Linked DNA regions of Mus musculus: region 1 is linked to region 2. The links are chromatin loops, found by intact Hi-C in ENCODE. Cell type or tissue: left cerebral cortex. All regions are shown on one strand. Links, peaks and the distances in the headings refer to the core of each region. The heading gives the core; the rest is flanking DNA.

Region 1 (5,380 bases), core at 91-5,090, 99 kb after region 2:
GATAAAAAAAAAAAAAAAAAAAAAAAAAAAAACAAAACGACTTGCAGAATCTGAGGTCTGTGTGGAACTGAACACACTCACATGCATATGTGTGCACAAATACATGCATGTGCACACACGCATGTGTGTGTGCGTGCACAGGCAATCACATGCACCTGGTGTAGTATTTTCCCCCCAGCAAGTTTCCTATGAAGCTTCTGTGTCACCAATCTCCTTTCTCCTCTGGCTTTTCAGCATCAGAGCCCAAGGGAGAGCGAATGAGAAAGGCCTGTGTCTGTAGAGATGGATAGATTACAACCTCAGAGCTACAGAGACATGGTAATGTTACAGGCCCAACATCCACCTTATTCGGGGCTAGTTCAGCACCCTCCCACTAGCCATCCCTCGCCCACCTCTGTGTCAGAACTGACATTCTGTGACTCACAGAGAAAAACCTTTTGGAGTCTACTAATTCAACATACCCACTGGCTTCTACCAAGCCCAAAGCTGTCATCAGATTGGATCTTAGGCCTGTGGAAGAGCATCCCCCAATCCTCTCTTATATGCTCCCAATGTATTTTAGATTTGCCTTGATTTATCACTTTCTTTGTTCTGCAAAGCTAGATAGAACTTCATGAAACTACTTCCAGGTAAAGTGGAGTTTAGGATACTCTAAAGCTGTGTCCCTGGGCCGTAATCACTCAAAATGGCTACAGAATAAATCATTCCTGATCCCTTTAAGAGGAAAGCTGTGTTTTTGTTTTTTCTTGTTGCTGGCTTGGGTTTCTTTGTTCCTGTTGTTTGTTTTGCATTAACACTACCTAGCCTTCTAGGTAGAAAGCTAGCTCTCTAGCACGACAACAGATGCAATTATATGCGTCAGGGCCTCATTTAAGCAAGGTGTTGTGAACATTGTTAACTACAGGCTTAGACAATGCCCTGTTATGTTTAGTTTTGCATTTCCAGAGATTATACCCAGGGCCTAGGACATGATAGGCAAGTGTTCTCCTACCGAATGATGCACACCTAGTCCTTCAATGTTTTAAGACTGGGATGGTGGACTGTGGGGTGCATGAGCACATACAGGCATGCGCGCGCACGCGCGCGCACGCGCGCACACACACACACACACACACACACCTGCATTGGAGAGAAGCCAAGGTTAAAGGCAGGAGGTGAGAAGGCCAGCCCTCTGTCCCTGCTTCATGCAGAAAACGCTAGGACCAGGTCTGGATATGAGGAGTAGCCAGCAGCAGCAAAGCAGGTCATGTTCAGTGCCCTGGGGATGGATGGTGCATGGCATGGGGACGTCAGTCCCTCTGCCATTCCTCATAGGGCCAGGCTGCCAATGGCCTCAGAGGAACATTGTTATCCCAAAGAGGAAGATGCCCAGAGGAGAAAAAAAAGCCTTCATCCTACAAGACTGACTCAAGATTGCCTTTTAGCCTGCCGTGACATTAAAGTGGCTTCAAGGCCCACTCCTTTCCTCACCAACATTGTTCCTGCACTTGGAAGTCCTTTGAACTACAGTCTCGTTTGACAATCAGAAATGAAAGATTTAAGAGGGAAATCTTTGGTTTGGATAAAAATTTAATGTGAATGAATTTCTGTGAAAGGATAATGGGTATTTGATGGAGAAGTAGAGATGGCCCCAAGGGATGGGCTAAGAGGACCAGGGCAAGATGCCATGTGAAGAGGCTGGAACTTATCGCTAGTGGCAGCCACCATCTTCTGCTGGGTGGGAACAGCACAGGCTATGTATTGGGGGAACTACACAGTGGCTTTTAAAACCATTCTCTTAGCATATGTGCCTCCATGCTGGGGACTGATACAGCCTCTCTCTGCCCTCTGCAGAGGTGTGAGGAGTGGTTTCAGCTGAAGCTGTGCATGCGTCCCCTCCTCAAATCTGTGCTCTCAATATCACCTGTCTTTGGGGAGCCTGCTGCTTCAGCGGGAAGGCCACTATTCAGAAGAGAACCCTAATCTCAGTGTCCTCAGGGATTTGAGGCCACATGGAATTCATTTGGTGAATTATAGTCTACTAGATGGAGAGCTTTTAAAAAATGTATACTCACATGTAAAAATTATTTATTTATATGAGTGTTATTGGCAAGTGTATTTATAAAATACTATTTAAAACACGTATCATGTTCGACTTTTAATTCAATTAAAAATTTGAGATGTTTTGATACATTTTTAAAGCAATATAATAAAATAACAGGGTTGCTAAGGAGACGAAATGGAGGTAAATGGACGGTAGTAACTTATACCCTTAACTGAGCAGCAGATAATTAGGAACTCTTGTGTCCTGGCCACATTCAGAATAGCTCCGCAAACCTCTTCTTTTCAAGGAAAGAGGAGGAAAGGCAGGTTATAGGTAACATGTCCTTAGATCGAAGCCCTTGTCTCTATTGGATTGAACCATCCCTGCTATTCCTGAGAGGGTCAGGTTCTCATCCAGGTCCTGGAAGAGAGTGCTGCCTAGCATCAGGACTCTTTCTCTGTGTGACGTCAGGGGTAGGTCCAGCCATCCGTCACCTCGAGCTACCTGTCCCTGCTTGTGTGCCCTGTTGCAGGTTCTTCTTAGGAAATTATCACACAGTCATTTAGTCGCTTACAAGATCAGCCAGGTCCCGTGGCAAGATGTATTTCTGTGGGAATCAAACCTTAGATTCTACCTCACTGAGAGAAAACAGTTGTCATGGAAACCATTCCTATTTTCACTAGGATAGAGCTGCAGTTCACTCACACAGAGACAGGCTGATAAAGATATTGAGCAGAGAATGAAAAAAAAATCATACGCAGTTAAATTCATTTCCATGGGTAATATTGATCATCCCTACTTGTGCTATTATAGACCGAAATTGGCCTGTAAATCCTGCATCCTGGCAAAGCTATCAGTCCTGGTAAGGCAAAATGTAAATCTAATGTAGACACTAGCTAAGATACCCCAAAGTTTGTCAGCTGTTAGAATAAGGTGGTGTTTGAATTTGTTTGTGAAACAGTATTAAGAGGGAGAGCTGTGCTAAGGATGACTGCCTTTCTTTGTGTTTGAGCTTTTTAAATGTAGTGTTAGGGTTATCAGAGAAGCGTGTGTGTTTTGCCATTGATAACAAAGAAACAAATGTCTCAGACTCATAGTCGAAGACAGGAATGAACCACGTGTGCCCACATGCTCTCCTTACAAACCAGTGGCGTCTCGATATGGCCAAGAGGGACTCCTGTGTGTCACAGGCCTTATCATGTCTGTCCCAGTCTGAAGAGAAGAATGCTTCTCAGAATGGGTGGAGGTGTGGCAGAGATGGTGTGTGTTATGGCACTCCTCGCTCTGGCGTCTAGATCTCCTCTCCCCTGAAGAATCACCTCTGCTGGAGTTACTTTTCTCATCAGTGTGATAAAACAGCTGACAAATGCAACCTAAGGGAGCAAAGATTTGTTGTGACTTGAAGACCCAGGGGACACTGCTCAGGTGAAGGGGAGCACTTGGAGGCTAGGGCAGGAGGCAGTGGTCACACTGTGTCCACAGTCAGGAAGCACCGAAAGATGGATGCTGGTACTCTTCTCCTTTCAATCAGGGGTCTCAGCCTATTATGGTGCCACTATTTAGGATAGGTCTTCTGACCCCAATTTACTCTAGATAATCTCTCATAGGCATATCCAGAGATTTGTATCCACAGCAGTCCTAAATCTCATCAAGTTGACAGTCAAGATTGGAAACAGTGGATCACAGCCACGTTTCCAATTAGGCATAAGTAAAATCGTGTGCTTGTGGAAGAGACTCGGCCTCGCAGAAATAGCGTTTGCCAAGTGACTAGGTTTTGAGTGTTTCTGGGCCTCAGCAGCAGAAGGAAAACTGGCATCTTGGTGTGGAGAAGGGCACCCAGAAGTCCGAGCATCCCTTTGGTTCTTGGGTGATGTTACCTAAGGATCAGGATGCTTCTGCTATAACACACCCAAAGACTTGAAACCAGAGGGAAAGATGGGAGCTTTAAACAGAGTGGAGAACTAGAAAGGGGCCAAGGAAAATCACCAGGATAAGCAGGAACCAGGAACCTGGTGCTTCAGTCTGTCCTCTGAGACTTTTGTTGCTGTAGATATGAAGACTGAGTATGCCCAAGATGACAACCAACCAAGGAAGAAACAATTAGCCATGTTGAATTTCTGTCACTTTTAACTTTTCAGTACAGGATGTTCTATGTGGCCCCAAATTCAGGATGAGTTGTTTGAGTCATTAGGAAGCTTGGGGGCAAAGCTTCCCCCCCCCCCCACTAAATACTAAATATCACACTGGCAATGGTTAAGAGTACATTTGAAAACTGAGATTAAAGGCATGTGTGCCACCACCGCTAGCTCACAAAGCCAGCCTTAAGAATAGTACCAGGGGGAGGGAAAAAGCTTACTTAACAAATGCTTCAGGCAGCCCTCTGCATGCCAGCACTTCTTCCAAATGCTTTGCAAATATCACCAGTGAGAATTTTCTCCCGAGCCAGGAAAAGATCATTAGGAAGCCTGGGGCAAAGCTTCTCTCTCCCCCAACTAAATATTAAATATCACACTGGCAATGTTTAAGTCTACATTTGAACACTGAGATTCTACATTTTAATGTTTTATATGATTTATTTTATGTATGTTTGTGTTGGGCTGAGTATATATGTGTGTGTGCCAGGAGTCTTCAAAAGCCGGAAGAGAGTGTTGGACCTCCTGGAACTGGAGTTACAGGTAAACTGTGAGCCACGTGGGCACTGGGAACTGAATGAGGTCATCTGCGAGAGCAGTCAGTGCTCTTAATCTGTGAGCATCTCTCCATCCTCAAGATTGATTGATTTTTTTTTCCTACCAGACTGCAAATACAAATGTTCCATTGATACTATTTGAAAAGATTCCTCTTATCACTTTCTATGGATATATAAATGATAATTCCCCAGGGGCAATTTTGGCAACTTGATTTTCAAAACTCTTTAAATATGAGTGCTTGTTGGTCAAGCATGTTCAACTCTAGAAATAGGAATAATTTATAATATAGTCAAATAGTTACAACAGGAATTTCATTTCAGCTCTTTGCAATAATGTGAAAGCAATCTAGTTATGAAATAAGAGATTAATTATGTAGATTGTGATGATGTACAGAGAGCATCACACTGAAGCTTTGAAGTTAATAGCATGAGCCCTGGACCCAGACTGCCTGCCTTGGAAATCCTGCTTTATGTCTTAACAGTATTATGGCTTTAGAACTCAACCTTCCTGTTAGATTCTATCAGCCGCAAAATTGTCTCAAAAACCAAATGAGAGAATATATTTAAAATATTACAAACAGTAGCTGGCATATAGTGAGTATTGTCTAAGTGTTTTGTAGCTATTGAAAAGTAGAAAGATATTTGTGTTACATTAAATGAAGAAGGCA
Region 2 (5,380 bases), core at 243-5,242:
AGGAAGTGCAGTCAGTGGAGGGACCTTAGATTTAACCTGACGTTCGTCTCAGCTTTCCCCTTGATGGTATATACATTCTTACTTTGAGTCTACTTTAGTGGCCAGTGAGTTTTTTCTATAACTTCCTCAAGGGAACAAATTCTTTCATATCAGCAGCTCATATAATTTCCCTATATTCAGCTTATAAAGGGATTTACTTCATTACTGGTTTATTTGCTGAGACTGACCCTTCACTGCCTGCCCAGGTGGCTTTTCTAGGCTTGATTGCATGTGGAGCTAAGGTTTTGATTGACAGTGCTCCACAACGGAAGTGGAGACCTCGAGGATTACAAAGGCAGGGAAGAAGGAACTTGGGTTCATTGAGCACCCACTGGTATACATTTGACATTTTGAGCATATAATTTTCTTTACTTCTAATTACTCATGACATTTCATTATCTCAGTTTTTAAGGCGAGAAACCTAAAGTTCAAAGAAGTTACATAACTTATCAAAGATTACAGATTTCTCAAGTGGAGGAAGTGCGATTCAAGCTCAGCTTCCCCCTGACTCTGAAGTCTACTCCCTTGCCGCTCTACTTTGTAGTCACACCCATAAGATGTTGACTTTCGGTCAGCACTAAATTTTCTATGAACAAACAGGAGAGGTAGAGGTATTTACCCTGTGTAAAATGCATGCATTTTACATGATACAGAAGAGATGATGAATCAGAAGTGACTCTACTTAGAAAGCACACATGAATCTTCTAAATAAAATCATCAGATTGATAAAGTTATTACATATTAAATTTATTTGTTCAGGTGTGTGGTGTGTGTGTGTGTGTGTGTGTGTGTGTGTGTGTGTGTGTGTTTGTACATGCTCATGTAGTGAGCACGAGAAAGCCAGAGAGCAGCTTTAAGGAGTCATTTTTTCCCCTATTACACAAGTCTCAGGGAATAAATTCATGTCGTCTTGTTGGTTGCAACTACCTTTGCCCACTGAGACAGCTTGTCAGCACATGGTTGATAAGGTTTTAATGATATCTCATTTTTCATTGAAAAAAAAAGTATGAGTCTGGCTAGTCAACCTGGCTGGGTCTCTGAACTGAGTGGCAACCTGGACCAATTGCTCCATCTTGGTGTCAAGTGGAAAGTTATGTTAAGTAAAAAAGCAATGTGACAATTGACTTTTTAAAATTGTTCTGGGAGATAAACAGGAAACAAAAGGAAGTTACCAAAAGACAGATCCCAACAATACTTAGAGGGAGAATTATAGTTGTATAAGGAAGTGAAGGTCACGGGACACCTTCAAACTGACCAGGGAATCATCTGGGAAAGATGATGTCTGACAGCATCCTGTGGTGGCCTCTGGACTCCAACAATCCAATCCTGTTTCCTTACTGAATCTGTCTTTATTCTGTTTTGGTCAGAGCCACTGTCTACTTCCTGGGTAATTTCAGGACATCTTAACCTTAAAATGTATATGGATTCTGCTGGCCTGAAGACTGTTATCTTCTTCCAAAGCCCCGTTCCCATTCGTCTTCCCCTGCACCTTTTGAGGGAGGAGCCCTGTTGAGCATCTGCTCTGGGATTCATGTCCTGTCCTCCAGCTATGCAGAACACCCCCGTTCCTGTGGGGGCGGGAGGCTTGGCTCTCCTTTTAGAAGCTCCCTTCTGTGCTGTGCTAATCACACCCTCAGTACATTTCACATCTTATTTTTAGGAGCAAAGCATACAGAACCCCAGCACCAACAGCAGTTTCTGTGGCAACCTGGATCGCCCCCCCCCCCCCGTTTGTCCAGCTGTGCAGAATTAAGCTCTAAAAGAGGCCATTTACATCATGGAAAGGAGATTCATTCGAGATGATGGTGAACCTTTGAAAAGGTTCTCCTCTAAGAGAGAATTAGCTAAGAATTAGGTTGGAGGGGCGGGGTGAATGAGGTGAATGGAAGAAATAGAACCTTTACTTGGAGCTAGAACTATTATAAAATCCCAGGTGTGCCCAGGCATGCCCTAGTTGCCTTGATTTTTTTTTCCCACAAGGCATCATCTCAGATGCAAAAATAGGATTTAGACCAATGAAAACTAGTTTGAATATTTATATCACTGGGGTTTGTTGATAAGCTCTCCTGGACTCCCTCTCTTCGCTGGATCTTCCTGGATGACCTTCCAGACATTTTGACACAGTTCCTGAGTTTTCTTGGCTAGCTCTTTCAAGCCAACTGTTCTACTTCCCCAGGACACCTTCAGCTACTTCCCCGGGGACACCTTCAGCAAGCTCGCTCTTCCTAGCAGTCAACACAAGCCAAGTACAAGGGTAGGCCTGGGAAAACACCGTCCGAAAAGTATGATCTGGGCAACACCCAAAGACAGTCCTCCCCCAGTCAGCCCAATCCCCACTTCTAGGTCATATTGTGCTCAGGATTACAATGGTAACAGTGTTTGGGGTCAGGTTATTTGATTATTCATAATTCTAAACAGGTGCACATATGCTTTGGAAAAGCAACATCTTGGTATCTTTTTTTTTTCTATTTTATGTAACACCTGATTTTAAGAAAATGAAGCACAGCTGATATTTTAAAAATATCTCTTCTCTAGAATGTCTGCAAAGAAAAATAGGAATTAATGTGCCCAGGCCTAGAGCATGTCACTTACCTTAATAAATAACTGAGCTACAAGTTTCCCGAAGCCAATCAAAGAAAGCCTTTATTATAAGTCATCACGCGATTAGATCGTTCATATGCTCATATGGTCTTCTGGAAGCCTACAGTTGGTAGTCTACAGACCAGTGTTTTATAACATCTGAAAATGAACCCCAGCCCTGCCATACTATGACAGTTTTTCATTAGTGTCGTCTCCCATATGTGTTGGGTGCCAGAAAATGTCAGCACTGATAACTTGACTTTTTAAAACGTGGGCCACACTTCATGCTACCTTTAAATTTCAGTGTTGCTATGACATCAGCAAAATCGGTTTAGCTGTAACAACATGAGACCCTTGTTCTCTGTCTTTTACCTCAAAATTAGCTAGCAGCAGCAGACTCCCAAGATCCCTGGAGTCCAAGTGACATTTGGTGAGCTATACTTGAGGACCAGCAGATAGCAGACTAGTGTGTAGGTTTCTTTATTGCTCAGAAAGGAAGTATAGTGGGAAGAGAAAGGAGGGCAGTCGATCCTGGTTTATTCTCTCATTGGATCATCACAGGCAGAGGACACAGAATCCTTAATACCTAGACTCCAGGAAGGCGACCCTCAGGACATCAATACCAAAGGAGCTGATAAAAAGACTGAGTGCTCTAAGTGTAGTTTGTGACACCCCAGCAAACCCCACGTGCACTGATCTAGACCGATACCCTTCACACTTTTGGAAGTGAGTAGAAGACTGTTGATTCCAAGCGGCGATGAGGAGGGAGGTGTGGCTCTGACTCTGCATCTCCATCCCCCATCTGTGTCAGAGTGATAGCTTCTGGCTGTGCTCTCTGGCTGAGCAGGGGGATTTGTGTCGTCTTCCCTAGGCAGAATGGCTGCCACTGGGGCCCAGGACCTCAAAAGCAGGTGCTAGCAATCCAGTGATGTCCAGACAAGTATCCGTAAAGGAAGCAAAGACTAGCATGAGTAACAATAACAGCAGGTTCTTGTGGTGTGGCCCACAAGCAGAACCCGAGACATCCAAGAGCTGGGGATGCCTCATTCTCTCTATCCACGGATAGCCCCAGAAGATGAGGGTTTCTCCGTCATCACTGCTAGAGTCAAGTCCATTGTCCATACATCTTCAGTGGCAAGAAGCCCCTTTGTGACATAGTATGTAGATTTCACTAGAGGTACAGAAATGATGGGGTCAACACTGCACACCAGTTGTGTAATTTCCCTCCACTTGACCTCATAAGGTTGAACTTGACCATTGTTCTCCCTCCCTTCCTCCCTTCCTCCTTCCCTCCCCCATTCTCTCTGATTAGCCACCCTTACCTGAGAATTAGAGGTCATTTGGCTCATTCAGCAATCAAGTTCAGTTTTCTCTGTCTTGCTTTTAGGTTTACGATTATTCAATTTTTTAGTAAATTTACTAACACCTGGAATTTTGCACTTCAAGTTTCTTAAAAGAATGGTCTTTCATTTTCTGGGAAAACTATATGCACACCAAATCCTCTCTGTTGTTGTTTCTCTGAAGTTCTCTCTCTTTCTCTCTCTCTGTTTGTCTTTGTCTCCCCCCAACCCCCGTCTTAATGTCCCAGATTTCCCAGTAGCTCACTCACTGTTAGCACCGAAGTCTGACTGATGAGGTCTCACCTGATGAAGTTATCATATTTAGTGGAGAAAGTTAGCCCACTCACTTTTATTTTAGCTATCTATTTTTAGGCATATTTTTGACTTTAAATTCTTTGTTTTTTCATATTTCCTATATGCTGTGTTTCTCCCTTTTTCTGGACTTTTACCAGGGGTTCTTTTTCTTTCTCGGCAATAGAAATTCTGTTTCTTTGGGCTGTGTGAAAACTCCACTGTCCCAGGACTCAAGACCTTCTATTAGGGTGCTGGTCTGGGCATTGCCCTTACCTTGAGGGTTCAGTCAGTGGGAAGGAGGTAGACATCCCGAGAGACATCATTTCTACGTGTATCCCTGTAGTCAAAGTTAGCAGCAGCACACACTTGGCTTACAAGAGAGCCTATGCTATGCAGACAAATTTTGAGTCCTATAATGGCTACAAATCCCTTGAGTACAGAAGTGGGGGGGATGAATATTTGGGGACAATCTGGCAGCCTTTGCTTCAGCTGAGATGTTGACTTTCTGACTTATTGCAAGGATTAATCTGCAACTCTTAACTCCTTATCTAACCCAAATAAAACCATCAGTATATGGCTAGGTTTTAGGTAAGTGCTCTGACTTGATGCATTTTAACAATGTTCTAACTTCAAATGTCTTCAAAAGGTTTGAGCCCCAGAGCAGCACTATTTGGAAGATGTGGAACTTTTAAGTGATGGGACCTTGTTGAAGGTCCTGACTTCTGTGGGAATATAGCTTTGAAGAGGATCATGGGACCCATGCCTCCTTCTGCTTCTGGGTCTGTGGTATAAGCGAATGTGCTCTGTCGCTTGCTCCCCCTCCCCCTCCCTCATCCTCTGCTCTACCCCACCCCCACCCCCACCTTCTTGGACTGGAAACACTATGAGCTAGATAAACCTTTGCTCTTCATAAGCTAGCTCAGGTATTTTGTTACAGTAGCATGAAGCTGACTAAGGCAAATGCATTAACACACTTTAAACCCGGTTCGTTAAATGATTTTGGCAATGTTCCTTCTATTTCCTTTAGGTGGAATAATTTGAGAAGTATTGGTATTAGGTCTTCTTTTAAAATCTGATAAAATTCTGCATGAAAACCGTCTGGCTTGCTTTTTTTGGAGGAGAAGGGA

Evidence for each region. Hi-C counts contacts between places; a loop is a spot of excess contacts. Peaks named below come from ENCODE experiments on the same cell type or tissue, not always from the same donor. Only the 100,000 strongest peaks of a DNase experiment are listed, where the experiment ranks them.
Region 1: a loop joins it to region 2, with 1.8 times the contacts of the local background. A loop is called at or near these places in 2 of 42 quality-filtered maps.

Annotation. Positions count from the first base shown.
Region 1 is chr12:70,301,528-70,306,907 of GRCm38, reverse strand. The region is part of intron 1 of Trim9 (tripartite motif-containing 9); the gene reads left to right. Among named protein-coding and RNA genes, the nearest start is that of Trim9, 43 kb to the left of the region's middle. In left cerebral cortex, for the core only: a CTCF peak has its summit at 2,735; DNase peaks (open chromatin) are centred at 405 and 4,384; H3K27ac peaks cover 2,384 bases.
Region 2 is chr12:70,400,743-70,406,122 of GRCm38, reverse strand. No RefSeq gene overlaps it. Among named protein-coding and RNA genes, the nearest start is that of Gm51972, 19 kb to the right of the region's middle. In left cerebral cortex, for the core only: no CTCF peak of the experiment used is centred there; DNase peaks (open chromatin) are centred at 1,611 and 3,175; H3K27ac peaks cover 3,384 bases.